Linked DNA regions of Homo sapiens: regions 1, 2 and 3 are each linked to region 4. The links are chromatin contacts, found by Hi-C or POLR2A ChIA-PET in ENCODE. All regions are on one chromosome and are shown on one strand. Each heading gives the region's core, a stretch centred on a gene start or an enhancer-like site at or near the end of the contact. The rest is flanking DNA. Distances are from core to core; before and after follow the strand shown.

The links. Hi-C counts contacts between places; a loop is a spot of excess contacts on that map. ChIA-PET counts read pairs that join two places held with the same protein, here RNA polymerase II (POLR2A). Pooled maps may share reads with other maps.
Region 1: a loop to region 4 is called in a pooled map, with 10 times the contacts of the local background. The contact joins two enhancer-like sites. A Hi-C loop is called at or near these places in 1 of 168 maps with a recorded cell type or tissue (breast epithelium) and 6 of 50 pooled maps. POLR2A ChIA-PET finds 5 or more read pairs at or near these places in 3 of 52 experiments (A549, PC-9 and activated T-cell).
Region 2: a pooled map shows a loop between it and region 4 (2.2-fold over the local background). The contact joins two enhancer-like sites. A Hi-C loop is called at or near these places in 1 of 168 maps with a recorded cell type or tissue (left colon) and 3 of 50 pooled maps. POLR2A ChIA-PET finds 5 or more read pairs at or near these places in 3 of 52 experiments (activated CD4-positive, alpha-beta T cell, activated T-cell and naive thymus-derived CD8-positive, alpha-beta T cell).
Region 3: a map of Calu3 shows a loop between it and region 4 (6-fold over the local background). The contact joins two enhancer-like sites. A Hi-C loop is called at or near these places in 1 of 168 maps with a recorded cell type or tissue (Calu3) and 3 of 50 pooled maps. POLR2A ChIA-PET finds 5 or more read pairs at or near these places in 3 of 52 experiments (OCI-LY7, PC-9 and activated T-cell).

Annotation. Positions count from the first base shown.
Region 1 is chr15:58,627,334-58,630,033 of GRCh38, forward strand. It overlaps ADAM10 (ADAM metallopeptidase domain 10), which reads right to left. Exons shown (of 16, transcript NM_001110.4): 10 at 367-550. Among named protein-coding and RNA genes, the nearest start is that of ADAM10, 120 kb to the right of the region's middle. Within about 2 kb of position 1,303, at least 5 of the 41 ENCODE cell types and tissues checked have a DNase peak (open chromatin) inside an H3K27ac peak, as active enhancers do.
Region 2 is chr15:58,723,196-58,725,895 of GRCh38, forward strand. The region is part of intron 1 of ADAM10 (ADAM metallopeptidase domain 10); the gene reads right to left. Among named protein-coding and RNA genes, the nearest start is that of ADAM10, 25 kb to the right of the region's middle. RefSeq lists an enhancer at 1,168-1,387. Within about 2 kb of position 1,441, at least 7 of the 41 ENCODE cell types and tissues checked have a DNase peak (open chromatin) inside an H3K27ac peak, as active enhancers do.
Region 3 is chr15:58,603,503-58,606,202 of GRCh38, forward strand. The region is part of intron 14 of ADAM10 (ADAM metallopeptidase domain 10); the gene reads right to left. Among named protein-coding and RNA genes, the nearest start is that of LIPC-AS1, 110 kb to the left of the region's middle. Within about 2 kb of position 1,352, at least 5 of the 41 ENCODE cell types and tissues checked have a DNase peak (open chromatin) inside an H3K27ac peak, as active enhancers do; they include PC-9, where a contact is called at or near this core.
Region 4 is chr15:58,331,011-58,333,710 of GRCh38, forward strand. No RefSeq gene overlaps it. Among named protein-coding and RNA genes, the nearest start is that of LIPC, 100 kb to the right of the region's middle. RefSeq lists enhancers at 864-2,063, 1,220-1,514. Within about 2 kb of position 1,266, at least 36 of the 41 ENCODE cell types and tissues checked have a DNase peak (open chromatin) inside an H3K27ac peak, as active enhancers do; they include PC-9, where a contact is called at or near this core.

The DNA.
Region 1 (2,700 bases), core at 53-2,552, 300 kb after region 4:
ATAGGTAGTTTACAAAGGTAAATGCATCTGTCAAAACTCATCAAATGATGCACTTAAAATTTGTGCATTTCACTTATGCAGAAAACAGAAAAAGAACTATAAACAATATTGAACTCTAGTTAATGATTTGCAGACTAAAATGTTTAGGTGTGAAGTATACTGATGGCTGCAACTTACTTTAAATTGCAATAAAACATGAATTGAGAGATGGCAAGATTAAGAAATAACGAGATAAAGGGAATACAGCAAAGTGTTAGCAATAGTAAAATGCAGGTGGTGGGTATGTCAGTAATCACTATAGAATTCTTTCAAGTTGTCTGAATGTTTGAAAATGTTCATAACAAAACGTTAGGAAAATATACATACCAACAAAACAGTTGTTTCTCTTCTTCTCAAGAACTTGGCTTATATTTCTAATACTACAGAGTGAGAATTTATTGTTGTTAAGTTTGTCCCCAGATGTTGCTCTTGCATACATGATGTAATTGCCATTTTCTTTTTGACCCAAATTCTTAGATTCTCCTGGTGTGCACTCTGTTCCAGAATCATGCTGTCAAAAAGAATATAAAGTTACATAAACAGGAAGTAAAATAAGGTTTTCAGGTCAACTGATTAAACGTAATGTTCTCATCAGGAAAACAATGGAAGCTTGTGGACTCTCCTTTAAAAAGGATCTTACAATTGTTTTACACCTTGAGTAGGAAAAGAATTTGCTCTTTTAGGGGTCACTGTCTTAGAAAAGGAGGAAAATCAGTGGAGGTCTAGCCATAACAATTTATAGCTTTGTAAGCAGGGACTAGAATTGAGGACAGACTGTCATAAAAGTCTATTAAAAATAAGCTCACATACTTTTAAAACTAGTAACAGTAAAATAAACTACTTTAAAACTACTAAATAGTCTCTAACACATATGTTAAATTACATGTTATGAATAGTTCAGAGAAGACAGAGGTGGGGAAAGACAAAAGAATCAAGAGACTGACATGGGGCTAAATACACACAGAACAGGAATCTAAGACAGCTAACTTAATAGCCAATATATAGGAAAGGTAAGTAAAAATGCTGACTAGGAACAGAAACACAATGATATATTTTTAAATGAAAAATGGTAAAAGCCTAGAGATAAAACCAAAATACTGCTTTGCCAAATAAACAGAGTTCTGTGTACACGTAACATATAAATGCACATAAGTGGTGTTCGGTTTTGATAAATTTTATTGAAGAGTCAGATACATACAGCATAGCTCCCTGAATTTTCTCAAAGTAATGCTTATGAGACCAAGCAACAGAACACTACTACCAGATCCCAGCAGCCCCTACCATCCTGGGGATATGCACTAAAACAACCCTCACAATGCCCCTCAAACAATTCAGAACACATCAGAAGGGGCAAAAAACACTGGACACTAGAGTAATTGTGCTATTTAATTAAAATCTTGTTTTAAATACCCAACAACCCCACTCTCAAGAAAGAAAAAGACTGCCCAAGGACGTTCTGTTTTTTCCTAGAGCCCAACTAAGTTACTTTCATTTTCTATTCCCTCTTCTGAGGCAACTGTTAAATTAAAAAATGTGTCCTCTACTATCACCTTTATTCTTCCTGATACCTCTTGCCTTTCTTCTGAATCTAGATGCAGCATTTAGCAACTCTATACTATTCACCAATATTATCTTGCTTTATGTTTTCAACCTATAAAATTCAACTCAGTTTCTGAAAAAGGTGTAGCACTAGAATTATTCTCAGCATTAGAGTTTTAGAAAGGAAAGAAAAAAATCCCAATTCTGTATAACTCTTGATGTCATCACAGAATATCTTGCCACTTTTCAATTCAGTAAATATTAATGAATGTCCAGTGCTATAAAAGGAGGCACTAAAATATAAAAATATAAAGATGAGAAAAGTATTATCCCTAGCCTTCAAGGCACTTACCTTCTATTTTTAAATGATAGCAAATCTTGACATAACTGCTTAGTCTGACTTGCTGCTGCATAAATCCATTACAGATATTGCTAGTCAATTATTATTTTACTAGGCCAGGAGATATTACAATAGATCACCATTAACAGGAATAGAAGGGGAAACAGGTTGTAAGCAAGCATGCCAGCTATTTGCCATCCTCAGATAACGAATAAAACAAGCACATGAATAAGCAAAACACAAAACAGAACATAAAGGCCATCTTGACTGGACTCGCACAAGTATTCAGAGTTCAAATCAAGAGAAGCGTTTCACTAAGAAACTATAATCTTTGTGACAAGAAAACAGAAAAATTTGTCTAACTATAAGAAAGAAAATTAAGAAAACAAAAATGCATAAATAAAAATTCAATCATAATCTACCATGCACTATAACTATTAAAATTTTGATCTATTTCCTATCTGACTTATATCTAGCTGTATCACATTTTAATTTAAAATTTGGACTATACCATGTGTACAGTTATAACTTTTTTTTTTGAGACAGAGTCTCACTCTGTCCCCCAGGCTGGAGTGTAGTGGCGTGATCCTGGCTCACTGCAACCTTGGACTCAAGTCATCCTCCCCGACCTTAGCTTCTCGAGTAGCTGGGACTACAGGTGCAGTCCAGCACACCCAGCTAATTGTTTTTGTGTGTATTTTTGGTAGAGACGGGGTTTCGCCATGTTGCCCAGGCTGGTCTCGAACTCCTGGGCTCAAGCAATCTGCCCACCTCGGCCTCCC
Region 2 (2,700 bases), core at 191-2,690, 390 kb after region 4:
CCCTCAGATGCCACACAATTCACTTATTTAAAAATCTCAAGAGAATGGGAGTCCTGGAATTCTCAAAAAAATTATATATGATCACAGCCCCGTGACTGCAGAAACGTGAATAAAACACAAAATAATCAGCCCCTCAAACTAAGATTGGAAGGCGGAAAAAAAATACACTGGTCTCAGAGGCAGAAAGAAAAGAAAAAAGAAATCACAAGCCGGGTGTGGTGGCTCATGCCTGTAATCCCAACAATTTGGGAAGCTGAGGTGGGTAGATCACCTGAGGTCAGGAGTTTGAGACCAGCCTGGCCAACAGAGTGGTGAAACCATAGTGAAACCCATAGTCTCTACTAAAAATACAAAAAAAAATTAGCCTGCCGTGGTGACTGACGCCTGTAATCCCAGCTACTTGGGAGACTAAGGCAGGAGAATCTCTTGAACCCGGGAGACGGAGGTTGCAGTGAGCCAAGGTCACGCCACTGCTCTCCAGCCTGGGCAACAACAGTGAGCCTCCACCTCAAAAAATAAAAAATAAAAAATAAACTCACCCACTTTATATCATAGCAAAAAGAATAACTGGGTAGAGAAGAGACACACAACCATGAACATAACATTGTAAAAACACACTGGAGAAAAAAACCATGAAAGAAACAATAAAAGGAAAATAGAAAAAGAATCCAATTGAGAAGAAAACAAACGACATTTGGAAACAATCCTAGACAAAGCAGAATCAGTCTTAGATTATATTAAGAAATTCATATTGGCCAGACGTGATGGCTCACACCTGTAATCCCAGCACTATGGGAGGCCGAGGCAGGTGGATCACCCAAGGTCAGGAGTTCAAGACCAGCCTGGCCAACATGGTGAAACCCTGTCTCCACTCGGGAGGCTGAGGCAGGAGAATTGCTTGAACCCGGGAGGCAGAAGTTACAGTGAGCCGAAATCGTGCCATTGCACTCCAGCCTAGGCAACAGAGCAAGACTCCGTCTCAAAAAAAAAAAAAGAAAGAAATTCATATTAATTTTCCTTAGTACAACAACATTGTTATTATAAGGAGAAGGTTCTAAATTTTGGGAGGTTCATTTTAAATATTTAAGGGTAAAATGACACGATGTCCATAACTCACACTAGACAGATTCTAGGGTGGGAGGCAGGGTAAAAAAGAAAAAAATATGCAAATTATTAAATCACTAGCTACTTCAGGAGTAATAGAGACTGAATTTAGCCTACCACCATAAACAATTAGAAAACTAGATAAAAGATGTGACAAGAGAAACAAATGAAGTGAGATCTACTACAACTGGCCCAGCTTACTGCCTGTAAGCAGTCTCCAGGCCAAATGACAGGGAGAAGAAACCAAGAGCCTGAAGTTTCCACTTAATTGAGACAACCTCTGAGTTCAGGGAGATCAGGTATTTAGAATCTATGTGCCAGAGTGTCAGAAAGGAGGAAGCTGAACAGAGAGAGAGCTCCAGCCACCTCAAGTGGGGGTTCCCTAAGGGTTTGGCTGACTACTGATCTAAGCATGTGAGAAAATAAACTCCCGCCTCAGAAAAAATGAACCACCAGTAGAAGGAAGCAAAACAATCCTCAAAGCTCACACAGGGCTGGAAAATGTTCATATTTCTACCATCTAGAGAAGAAAGACCTTGTAATGTATGGAGCATTGCTACAGTCCTCAGAAAAATAACACCTTACTAGTGGAGTGAAATTAGCCACAGAGCCTGGGCACGGTGGTTCATACCTATAATCCCAACACTTTGGGAGGCCAAGGCGGGTGGATTGCTTGAGCCCAGGAGTTCAAGACGAGCCTGGGCAACATGACCAAACCCTGTCTCTACTAAATATAAAAACTAGCTGGGCACAGTGGCACATGCCTACAGTCCCAGCTACTCGAGAGGCTGAGGTAGGAGGATTGCTTGAAGCCCAGGAAGTCAAAGCTGCAGTAAGCTATGATCGTGCCACCACACTCCAGCCTGGGCAACAGAGCAAGACCCTGTCTCAAACAAAATAAATAAATAAATAAATCGTATTTATTATATGAATATAAAAAATAAAAGAAAATTAGGCATGGTAGTGCATGCCTGCAGTCCCAGCACTTTGGGAGGCTAAGGCAGGAGGACTGTTCAAGGCCAAGAAGTTCAAGATCAGCTGGGCAATATAGCAAGACCTTGTCTCTACCAAAAAAAAAAAAAAAAAGTAAAAATTAGCCAGGAATACTTTTTATTGCACACCTGTAATCCCAGCTATTCAGGAGGCTGAGGCAGGAGGTTCGCTTGAGCCCAGGAGTCCAAGGTTGCAGTGAGCTATGATCACAACAGCCTCAGCAACAAAGTGAGACCCTGTCTCAAAAATAAAAATTAAAATTAAAAATATAAATAAATAAACAAAAACCACATAAAGGCATGTCATAAGCTAATGACTAAAAACTAGGGAGAAAAAAAAATTCTTAAAATCATCTGTGGGTAGGGAAGCACTAAAGGAGCCAGAAAAAAAAGACACATTTTATAAACAGAGGAACAAAGATAAAACTGACAGCACACTCTATGTTAAGTCAGAAGAAAATGCAGCCACATATTTAAAGTACTACAAGAAAAAAAGAACTCTATCAACCTAAGATTCTATAGCCAGTGAAAATAACTTTCACAAATGAAGGTGAGAAGAGGAGGTGAAACGAAGCCCTTCTGGGCTTCAAAGCTTACAATGCAT
Region 3 (2,700 bases), core at 102-2,601, 270 kb after region 4:
GGCAAGTTGGGTACAGGAGACACACTTCTCTTCCTAAAGTCATTATCATCTTCAATATATTTCCTTCCTTCATCTTTACTTTCATTTTTATGAAAATATGGCCATCAGTGTTATGGCTACCTAAAATATGGAACTGACCATGTTACTCCTTCATGTCAAACCCTTCTTCGAATGCTTCCCACCAAAGATTTCCAAGATAGACCACTATGTAGGAGAGAGGAAAAAAAGCAAAAGCAAAAACTTGAGCACACGATAAAGTACAGCAAAGTGTATATGATTCCACCTTTTTAAAAAGTAAATATCCTTACAGTGGTATAGACAGTTTCGAAGAATACACAAGAAATCCATCCTAGAAAGATTGGGGGTCCAGGGTTAAAAAAAAAAAAAAAAAAAAAAAAGGCCTACTTTAGAATGTATTACTTTGTCAACTAAAAAAAGAATAATCAAACTTTTCAAAAGAAAAAAAGTAGAAAAAAATGTTTTGCAAAATTCATACTTCTGTGACTTTTTCACATGCTCTGTCCCCATAAAATATTTCTGTACTCTCTACTTCTACTAATTCTTAAGAACTTAGCTTGGCCGGGCACGGTGGCTCATGTCTGTAATCCTAGCACTGTGGGAAGCCGGGGCGGGTGGATCACCTGAGGTCAGGTGTTCAAGACCAGCCTGGCCAACATGGTGAAACCCCATCTGTGCTAAAATACAAAAATTGGCCAAGCATGATGGCAGGTGCCTGTAATCCCAGCTACTCAGGAGGCTGAGACAGGAGAACCGCTTGAACCTGGGAGACGGTGGTTGCAGTGAGCCGAGATTACGCCACTGCACTCCAGCCTAGGTGGCTGAGTGAGACTCCATTTCAAAAATAAAAATAAACAAAGAACTTAGCTCTGGCGTTATCTCCTTAAAGGCTTTTCCTAATAGGTTCTCCCAGTTCTGTGAAAACAGCACACAGACTGAAGATATGTTTCTCTGGCCTGTCTTCTCTATCCCAAACTGACCTGTGAGCTCCCTGGACTTATATCCTATTACCTCAGTACCTACCCAACAAACAAAATACCTGTTGAACTAGTTATTACAAGTAAGTCATTATTTAAATATTGACCTTGAAACATAACTAACAGCTCATTTATTACTTCCAGATTGCCTAACACATACAAATAATGTGACAAGGCCGTTACAACAGAGATAGGACAGTAAAACTGGTTTGGATATATTTAATGATAGTCTTTTTAGTACCTACACACTCTTTTTTTTCTCTTTTAAGAGACAGGATCTTGCTCTGTTGCCCAAGCTGGAATGCAGTGGTGCAATCACGGCTCACTGCAGCCTTGCCCTCCTGGGCTGTGGTGATCCTCCTGAGTAGCTGGGACTACAAGGTACATGCCGCCACACCCTGCGAATTCATTTATTTATTTATTTGCACACACAGGTCTTGCTAGATTGTCCAGGTTGGTCTTCAACTGCTAGTCTCCAGCAATTTTCCCTCCTCAACCTCCCAAAGTGCTAAGATTAAAGGTATAAGCTACTGTACCTGGCCTATAGATTTAAATAAAGAGCCATACGAGTACACGCTATGGCAGTAAGAGAGGCAGATTGGAGACAGAAAGCCCAGATTTAGTAGTGGTTAAAACTGTAGAAAACAAAGGTAAAAAGAACCTAGTCGCAGTTTAGATCAACAGATGTATAATAAAATATGGCACTCAAGCCCTTCAGAACTTCCAGTTCCTTCTAGCACAGTGTTCCTGGCTTTCTTCTAAATTTTTTCAGGTAACTATGTATCTCACAAGCCCAATGCTTGAGATGTTTTAGTGCCAATGATAGTAGCTTTTGTGAATTTAGCGTGTGGGGAAATGGAACATGGCAATAGACAAAAGACAGTAAGAAAAACTAAACAAAATAAATAGTGCATCTGAAAATATTAGTAAGTACGGCCACCTTTATAGTTTTCCTTTTTAAAAAAAGAATGAGTTAAATGCTAAATTACATGCTATCCCCTTTAAATATACTATAAAATCAGGGAAAGGAATACTAACTAGGGTAGTAAATGTAAAATATGCATTTCTCTCAAAAGAAAAGATCACAAATTGCCCACCTGTTAGTCTGAAAGAAAGGGGAGCTGTCATTCATTCAATGAACATTTACTGAGCGTAAACTGAGTGCCAGGGTCTTATATCCCAGAGACAAGGGTGTTAAGCAAAACTTTAGGGACAAAGAGAAGACATCCAACCATTTTTCAAAAACTCAAGAAGTTTCTCAACTCAGAAAATAATTCTACATAAGAAAAAGAGAGATGATGTTCAATACAGGCACTTAAACATAGCCAATAATAAAGTAAAAAGTCAAAATTAAATAGTCTAATTTATTATGTATTAATTACAATAGTATTTAATTTGATAATCTAAATATAAACAAAAAGAACCTATATGGTAACAAAATGACAAAGCAAGTATCATCTAAAAAAAAGTGCATGAGCGAGGACAGGGAAGACATGCACTCAAGTCTCTTCAGACATAAGATAATCTACTGTTCTTAAAGACCTCCAGAAAGTCAACCATATGATCCTTTCAATGAATACTGCAGTGTTCAACAACGCTCACTCTCAGCAAATGCATTCTGGACTTCCCATGGGTCACAAGACCATGTGGGGCCCAGAGCTCCTTGCCATGATACTGATTATGTCATCCCTATAGGGGCAGAAAG
Region 4 (2,700 bases), core at 16-2,515:
CCCCGAGGAAGCTGGCCCCTCCCCACAGCTGCTAAGAGAAAGACCCAGGCTCAGTCATCTCTGAATCCTCCCAGCCTTGGCTGCACTGCCACGTATAGATGGGTACAGAGTCTTTGCTGGATGAATGAGTGAATAAATGAATGGCTGCATAAACAAGTTGCTACTTACCTCTCTGGATCCTAGTGCATTTACTGAAGCTGTCCTCCCTCCTGAAGTGGGGCATACACGAGGCCAGGAGAAGGGGTTAAAGCCAACCAAGTCCAGGGAGAAACCCCTAGATTTCCTGCAGGATTTGCACAGGAACGTGTTGCAAGGTGTCTCCTCCGAGAATTCACTGAGTCCCTTCAGGAGACCCACAGAGCATAGAATGGGCCCCCAGACTTTGGAGCAGCACCCGGCTCCTACTGTCTCCCTAGGAGACCGTGGGTCCCACCAGCTTTTATTTTCTATTCAGCAACACTATTGCCTATGTTTATGGATAGGACTGTGTTGAGCAAGAGTTGACCTTTATTATCTTAATTCAATCTTCCCAAAGACCTTCTGAGATAGGTACTTTTATTTTCTTCATTTTACAGATAAGGAAATTGAGGTTTAACTATGATCCCATAGCTAATAAAAGTGACAGAACCGGGTTTTTTTCTTTTTACTGAAATGGTATTATTTCATCAGAATTTGCCCACATGCTCAACACTGCTGGAATGTGTTATTTTGAAATCTGACAATGAACTACAGAATGGTAAAAGCGGAAGAGCCTTTGAGACAAATTAGTCTAGCCCAGAGTAGGGAAGAAAAAGAGAGGGAGGCTCAGCCTGCAGGCTGCAAACCCTCCCCTCCCTGTTTGTCCTGCTCCTAAAATAAAACAGAACAAAAGACAGGAAAGTCACTAGATTAGAGAATTCAGCATCTCCCTCCTAATTCCCTGTGATGTGATAATTCTAAGACCCACTTCCTGGAGCAAGAAGAAGCTAAGATCCCTCAGCCTGGCTGATGTGGTTTTGAAAGTGGAAGAGGGCAGGAAGTGTTGTGGTCACTCCCACCCAGCTGTGGGCCTCTTCCCAGAGCCCTCCTCACCAGATGCTGCAAACTCAGACTGCAAATCCAGAAGCCTGCAGCCTTCCGGGGATTGGCTCCCTGCGAAGATAACCCTGTCCTTCAACAAACCCTCGCTTCCTATTTGCATTCCTAATTGGCATCTTCTATTGCTTTTCCTGGTGACTTCATTTTTCACTCTTGGCTAAAAATGGGTCTCTGATGATTTATTCTATCCTGGGTGTTGACAAGCTGAAGAAGTTGTGTGGGGCCTGCTGCCAGTAACCCTGGGTGACGAAGCGTGACTCACCACTCCGAGGTCAGTGGGGGGATGGAAGGCAGGGGAGTCAGCTGACAAGATCTGCTGCTTTGTCACCAGGCCTTCTGCCCTCTTCCATGAGGCAGCTACACTCTAGGAAATGTGAGACGCCCCAGAGCCCTGTGAAGGAGACAGGACAGGCAGCCCACAGGTCTGTCACATCTCAAGGCTGATTCTCTGTTTTGTTTCCCACCCCCAGTGCCAAATGCTAAGCTGCGTTTCAGAGACAGCTCTAAAAGGGAACAAGTACCCAGCCTTCCCTGAATCCCCCAGTCATATTTTCACATACACACAAAGGAGCCTTAGAGATCATTTAAATCAATCTTCTCATTTTCTGGAAAAGAATTTGAGGCCCAGAGAGGTCAAGCAACATGACCAAGGTCATAAAGTGAATTAGAGGTGGAACTGGGAATAGAACCTGGGTCTTCTGTCTCCCAGGCCCTCTGCACTGTCTACTCACCACACTATCAGGAGAATCAGACTTGTGCTGCTGAGTGAATGGGGCCAACTCTCTCCTCCATGAATGGAGGCAACAAGGGCAACCTTTAAGGAGAGATGACTGCTGGAATTTCAGCTCTGCCCTTTGTTCTTCTCTCAGAGGGGTTCTGTGTTTGGCAGACTGTCCCCCCTCTACCTGCAGGGATCCCTGCAGTCCTGGGGGATTGGGGTTAAGCTTTCTCTCTCCCAGAAAACATAGATCACTCTGAAGGCAGTTACAAACTGAGGATGATCCACAGATTATTTCTTGGCTAAGACAAGAGGAAGTTGTCTTAAATAAACCAGTATGAGAGTTTATTGCATTCCATCTGGGTGCTTGATGATCCCATGTCCCTTTTTCTCTCTGTTGACTTTCTAAGTAAACAATTTGTTAGCTCAGAGATGACTCAAATTCATAGAATCAGTAAATGAGAAAGGACTACAAAGTTCCCCTAGTCTGAACCCCCTACACTCAGCCAGTAACCACCTCTACAACATTTCTAGATTGACACTACCCTCAGCTTGAATGCTGAGAAGGATGAACAACTCTTCCTCCCTCAGTGATAGCCCCTTTTTTGCAGGATAGACCTAAGCAGTAGGCGTCAGCCATTCTGTGATGCCAGTTTTGCCCTTTAGGTCAAAATAAAGCAAGTATTTTCTCTTCTTTGCACCACAACTTGTGTCTTTGCTCATGACTTACAGGACAAGCTAAAACAGACAAAACCATTCTTGACCCTCAAAGGCTGAGTGTCCCACTGGTGGGCTAGACAGGGCTCTTACTCAGTTTTGTGTTACCACATGATTACCATGAGTCTTTACAAAACCCTTGCCCACCTCCCCTAGAGAAATTGAGTAAGGAAGAATGATGAGTGCCA